2 separate regions of the Homo sapiens genome follow, and region 2 is linked to region 1. A link is a contact called in ENCODE Hi-C or POLR2A ChIA-PET data. All regions are on one chromosome and are shown on one strand. The core of a region is the stretch at or near the end of the contact, and the rest is flanking DNA. Distances in the headings are between cores, read along the strand shown.

Region 1 (3,125 bases), core at 436-2,935:
CAAGATTATGTTAACAGTCAGTTGACAAAAACATAGCCAGAGATTTGCAGGAACATAACCCTTTCTTTCCGGCAAAAGCTATGCTAATTCAGCATTCACAGTGACTGTATAGAAAATAATTACTGTAAATGAGAATCAACTGTAAATACAAGAATACAAATTGCAATGAAAATAAAGAGAAGAAATTGATCAATTCTTTTTGGAAAGGTTAAATGTCACAAAGGAGATACATTTTCTAAAAGGTATCAAAAGTTTATGAGAGGCCAGGCACAGTGGCTCATGCCTGTAATCCCAGCACTTTGGGAGGCCGAGGCAGGCGGATCACTTGAGGTCAGGAGTTCGAGACCAGCCTGGACAACATGCTGAATGAAACCTGGTCTCTACTAAAAGTACAAAAATTAGCCGGGCATGATGGTGCATGCCTGTAGTCTCAGCTACTTGGGAGGCTGAGGCAAGAGAATGACTTGAACGTGGGAGGCGGAAGTTGCAGTGTGCTGAGATTGCGCCATTGCACTCCAGCCTGGGTGACAGAGTGAGACTGTTTCCAAAAAAAAAAAAAAAAAAGTTTATAAGAAAAACTATGTCCAATCTGCTAACAGCAGTAGAAGAAAGAGAAGTGACTAATATTTTAATATTCCATTTTTAAATCCAGCTCTTTGTCACACAAAATTTTTAAATTACAGCACAAAGTTGCATGACATTGAAAACACATGTGTTACTCAACTGCATGCATGATGTTAGCGTTTTAGAGAGCTGTTGAGGTGCTATGGGCTTGGAATATCTATTCCTGTCCTGCTGACAGCTCAATGCCTGAGGGAGACTCTCATCTCAGCCTCGCAATCAGCCTTTCCAACACCACTTGCCTTTAACCCTATTGGATCTGAATCATTGAACCTCCACAAAGTTTCTCTGAATTACTAAGATACCATCTCTAATGTGGCACTCCCCAGTAATTTTCACCTAGATTTCATAGGAAGCTATGGTCTTATGAATGAGAGAAGAATGCCACCTTTATTAATACTAATGACTTTGTATAGTGTTTGATGCTTTCCAAAACAGTTTACATCATAGCTACCATGAAGACAGTAAGAATACTAATACTTACACATGATTATCTGAGGCGCAGTATGTTAAATGGCTTTCTCAGTGCACACAGCTCATAGATAGGGTGGCTGAGACTCAAATTCAGGCCTTGTGACTCCAAAGCTTATGTTATTCCTGATACTCCAGTGATTTTCTAGTTGGGTTCCAGGATGCTCCTGATTTGCGCTGAGATGACTCCGCCTCTGTGGAGATAGTTGCTGTAGTCAGAAGTATTTGCCTGTACATTCTCAATGGCCACTGTAACAAAATCAGCTGTTTTTATTAATTTTTAATTTATTAATCTATACATTTTACAAGATTATACACTTCCTTTGAATGAAATGTGTAACACTTCATTTTAGGAAATGATTTTATCTGCTTTCTGGAGTTTAAAACTCAGGAACTCACAGCACTGAAAACATGGAAGGAGAATTAATACGAACTAAAAAATAAATAAATCATAGAATCACAAGCTTTTTCATCTGGGAGAGCTTTCTTGGTCTTTTAGTTCAACCTCTTGATTTTGCTGATATGAAAACTGAAAGCAGTAGAGGGGAGTTTCCCAAACTGCGCTGTGAAAAGAAAAATTGTAATTCAAATAACTCAAGGAAGGGACATTTGCTTTTTAAGGTGGCGGTCTAGCATAGAGGATAGGCCACAGTCTTGGAAGCTAAAAGAGCTTGGGTTCAATTCCACCTTTGTGACCCATATCTCTGTAGCCCTGGGCAAGTTACTCAACTTCGCTGACCTTCAGATTCTTCATATATTAAAATGGGAATGGAAATATTAGTTGTTCTGGCTTAAGGGGGCCATTAAATCATGCACTTGTCATCCCAAATATGTCTGGAACCCCTTGAAAGATAGCTAAAAGCATCACACAGATGGAGATCAAAACTTCAGCTTTATTATTCTTAAGGCTGAATTGAAGAAACATGGTGTGAAACTTTAACCACCTGGGCCCCTAAAATAGTCTCACTGAATTCAATTTCTTTGCTAGTCCCAGGTAAAGCCTAAGAACAACTTGCCTCCCAGGAAGTGGCAAAGGGTTTCCTTGTAAACTTACCCAATTGAGGATCAGGGAGATCTGTGTCCACTTATAAGAGCTATTGCAAGAAGCTATTGCTGAGGGCAAGAAGCTACTACTAAATTCTTCCTCTCAACACCAGCCATTAGTGAAATCTGTCTTCCCTCTTTGGGAAAGAGGACAAGACACTATTCCCCTTTATGGATCTTTATATGAGGTGCTATATGTGAAGTCCTTGGTTGATACCCACTGCAATGTATGTTCTAGATATGAAGATAATACACAGTGTTGGCAGAAGCAAGGCTGTGAACTCAGACTTTTAGTCCATTACTCTTTCCTTTATGACGAAACAAATGGATATATTACACAGGGTTGGTCAGTTTTCAGTAGAGCTACATTTCCAGCCACACTACATTTTCTGTAGCATAAAACCTGGCAGCAACTCAAGGTCCAAGGTAGCTAACATGTACACAGTGCTTCCTTAACTAGTCTGCCAAATATGACCTGGAAATTCAGCAGTAGTGTGTGTGTGTGTGCACACATGTATGTGTATGTGGGTGTGTGTGTGTGTGTGAGAGAGAGAGAGAGAGAGAAAATCTATTGAGAAACAGTATAGCCCAGTAAAATAAGCATAAGAATATGTAGGAGCAATTTTTTAAGCCTCTGTTGTATACAGGGCACTGTGCTGAGAATATTACATACAGTATCTTTAGTCTTCATAATAACACTGCACTATGAGTCTTATCCTTATTTTGCCAATGAAGAAACATTCAGAAATGAGATTTTAAAATTAGATCTCACTTGTTTCAAGGGCTTGCCCCTTTTACCATTGCATGTAATATCTGTAATATCTGCTGCTGTAATATCTCATCTTTTTCTTCTTTGAAGGGGACTGTGTGGAGACAGAATGACTATTCTTTAGGTTTAATAGAAAAACAGCAGCAAACTTAATAGAATGCTCAGGAGGGCAGAGATAGACCCCGGCTGCCAAAAACAACTTTCAGAAAGAGGGGATTCT
Region 2 (3,125 bases), core at 425-2,924, 400 kb before region 1:
TTCTTAAGCCTTATTCCTGCTTCTTAAGACAGACTGTGAATAAGCCATCTCTGTATCCCAACTAATGCAATGACTCTGGGGGTACTGTCAGATCCAGATTTATATGACAGATTTTTGACTTACTAATTTGTGGGACCCTAGGCAACTACTAGAATGTCTTGAAGACTTAATTTCCTGCAGCACTACCTCATAGAGTTGCTTTAAAAAAGTATTACTAGCTTACAGACGGTACTGTTATAAGTGCTTCAAATATATAAATCCTCATAAAGATTCTGAGGTAGGTATTATTAGCTTCATTTCATGTCAGAGCAAACTGAGGCATAAAGAAGTCATATAGCTTGTTAACGGTTGTATAGCTAGTGTCTGGCAAAACCAGGAATCTTAACTTCCAGAGTCTGTGGTTTAACCACTGTTCACACTGTCTATAATAGCATATAGTAATATAAGATTAGAACTAAATAGGGTGCATTCCACTGCAAAGTTCTTTCTCACCTTCTTCTACTCCATTATTTGTTGACTATTTACTGATCCCCATGTTGTCTTGCAACTGTGATAGATAATAGAGAACAAGGGTGAACACAGCATATCTGGTTCTTGCCCTCCTGGAGGTTCTGGCCATTAAGCAAATAACAATTCCTCCCAAGGTTCTCAGGCTTCCCTGTTTTCTCCTATTTCTCTATCTGTCCAGCAGTACTCCAGCCAACCAATCTAAGACTGACCGGCGTGAGCAGAGAACAGAGTCTCCAGGAGGTCTGTGGCCAGGGCCAGGCGATTTATGGGAAAGAGGCAGACATTTTCCTGGGTTAGTGACCTTGTTTTCTCTCCGAACCTCCGCTTAAAATGGCGGGATTTGTACCAAGGTTCTTTCCCGCACCAACCTTCCATTATTCACCCTTCTCCCCACCCCCAAGGCCCGTCGGGCCTATCCCTGACCCGCGTTCCTGCACTTGAGGTGCATTTCCGCACCTGGATCCCCAGATACTGTTTTTCCCCCACGTTGAGTCTCCCGAATTTCACGAGAACTCTCTCTCGCGGTCTCTGCCCCGCCCCTCGCACCCAGGCCCCGCGCCCGCTGTGGGCTGCCGCCCGGGACCGAAGCTCTCAGAGCCCGCAGCTCTGGTTCACCAACCGCTGGGTGGGAGCCAGGCCCGGCCTTTGAGTGGCGGCCGGGGTGGTCTGCGCTCGGCCCCAGGAAAAATCTGGCACGGGCCAATCGCAGGGAGGCGAAGGGCAGCTCCGGAGGTCCTGGCCAGAAGCATTGGTCACCCAGGCCAAGCAGGCGTCGGGGCGTGGGCACAAGCAGAGCTCGCGGCCCTGACCGCGGCCATTGTGCTTGGCTGCCTCTCCTCAAGGCCGTGGTGGGCAGGGCAGCAACGGGAGAAGCGCCGAGAGCGCCACTGCAACGACTTTCCCCTACCCTCAGCTACTGTGCTTTCATGTAGTGAAAGAAACAGGGAAAAGGTTTGGGTTCCTTCTGCGGCTTATGAAGACGACAAAAAACGAAAAGAGTGGGGGCGGGAGGCAGAAGCCGCGAGCCTCTGCGCGCGCCCGGTCACGTGGGCCGCAGGGATCGCATGGCGGCGGCCTGCGCGCCCCCGCGTCCCCGCCGGCCAAGCCGACCGGGCGCGCGCGCCGACGGGGCGGGCGCATGCGCAAGGGGGCGCGCCGCCTCTGCCCCGCGGCGAGGGTGTCTATGGAGAGGCGGCGGCCGCGGCTGCTGAGGCGGAGGCTGAGGCAGTGGCGATGGCGCCCTTTCCTGAAGAAGTGGACGTCTTCACCGCCCCACACTGGCGGATGAAGCAGCTGGTGGGGCTCTACTGCGACAAGGTAACGGAGCGCTGAGCCTCCCGCTGTGGGCGGTGCGGGCGGCGATGGGGAGCGGGCTGGGTTCTTGGGGCGGCCTGGCCTGCGCCGCGCCCGCAGCCCCGTGCCGTCGCCGCGCGAGTAGCCGCCTGCGCAGCTGTCAGCGCCGCCCGCTCCCGCAGCCTGCCCGCCCGCTGCGAGGCCTTCGCAGAGCCGGCCTGGCCGCCGCCTCGGACGTGCTCTCGGGGCGGGCGGCGTCCCCTGCCGAGGGCCTGGCGGCTGAGGAGGGGCGCTACCGGCGTCACTGGCCGCCCTCGGGCCGGCCCCACCGCCGCGCTGGGACTCCCGCTGCTGCCTCTAAGGAGAGCGGCCCTACCTCCTCGAAGCCCTGGGTGCCCCGGCCGGCCACCTGCGGTGGACTCCCATCTGCACCGAGTAGTTGTTCCCGTCCCCCGTCACTCCCCCGGGCCTGTTCGGGGCTCTCCGTGCAGACACCCACCCATCCTCTGCACCTCTCGCTGGCTTCCTGGCTGGAACTGCAGCGTCTCCCAGCTACCCGGTTCCTTTTACCCCCGGCTTTCTTCACTGGTTTGATTTGGGAGAAAAGCCAAGTTTAGAACTGAAGAACCTTCACTCTTCATGTGTCGTTATCGTTTTCCTTGCAACTTTTATTGCCCTGAACACTTACTGGATGTAGATTTTGTTATAAGACAGCAATTCTCTCTTGGATTTCTTTATATGAGCTCGAATAAAGGGGGCCTCAGGAAAAGTTGGTTTAACTGTGAGAACCATTTTGGGCCCATAATTGGTGCAGCATAAGCTGAAGAGGCACTTTTGTGGAGATGGTTCAGGGCCCTTTGCTAGTGATTTTAAAACAATATTAACATTCCACGTATTTGTCAGTTTATGTTGGGGAAAGTCATGGATATCTGCAAACCTCAGGCAGTCCCGTTTCTTGTGGAAATGATCCAACTAAATAAAGCATTCAAATGACTACTGTTTAAGCATAGAAATCAACTTTTAGGAATTCTCAGAAATTGCATAGCATTATGCAGAACCATTGTCTACAGAAAAGAGGGGTGTTTCATAGCTCAGCCAGGCGATTGGAGGATGCCCAGGGTATTCACTGTTAGGCCACACTCAAGACCAGCAATTTAAAGCAGTGACGTTGAATTTCAAATCTTAGCACTCCATCTTCTCCCTCCCTCCATTCTGAAAATTTAGAAACACCCAGTTCACATGAGTTGGAAACACCAGGACTGTCTAGGACAATGGTTTGCAACCTTGGTTGCTTATTAGCCTTAAACTAAAAACTATTAGAA

Evidence for each region. A loop is a pair of places that touch in the nucleus more often than their neighbours do. ChIA-PET counts read pairs that join two places held with the same protein, here RNA polymerase II (POLR2A). Pooled maps may share reads with other maps.
Region 2: a loop to region 1 is called in a map of transverse colon, with 10 times the contacts of the local background. The contact joins the promoter of FBXL5 here to the enhancer-like site in region 1. A Hi-C loop is called at or near these places in 2 of 168 maps with a recorded cell type or tissue (both transverse colon), 1 of 37 single-sample maps with no recorded cell type and 6 of 50 pooled maps. POLR2A ChIA-PET finds 5 or more read pairs at or near these places in 1 of 52 experiments (activated T-cell).

The regions. Positions count from the first base shown.
Region 1 is chr4:15,252,076-15,255,200 of GRCh38, reverse strand. The region is part of intron 2 of C1QTNF7-AS1 (C1QTNF7 antisense RNA 1); the gene reads left to right. Among named protein-coding and RNA genes, the nearest start is that of C1QTNF7-AS1, 170 kb to the left of the region's middle. RefSeq lists an enhancer at 1,597-1,786. Within about 2 kb of position 1,685, at least 4 of the 41 ENCODE cell types and tissues checked have a DNase peak (open chromatin) inside an H3K27ac peak, as active enhancers do.
Region 2 is chr4:15,653,906-15,657,030 of GRCh38, reverse strand. It overlaps FBXL5 (F-box and leucine rich repeat protein 5), which reads left to right and starts at 1,674. Exons shown (of 11, transcript NM_012161.4): 1 at 1,674-1,827. The coding sequence starts at 1,744. It also overlaps a transcript of FAM200B not described here. RefSeq lists an enhancer at 1,150-1,269 and silencers at 1,570-1,679, 1,604-1,781, 1,920-1,989, 2,020-2,239.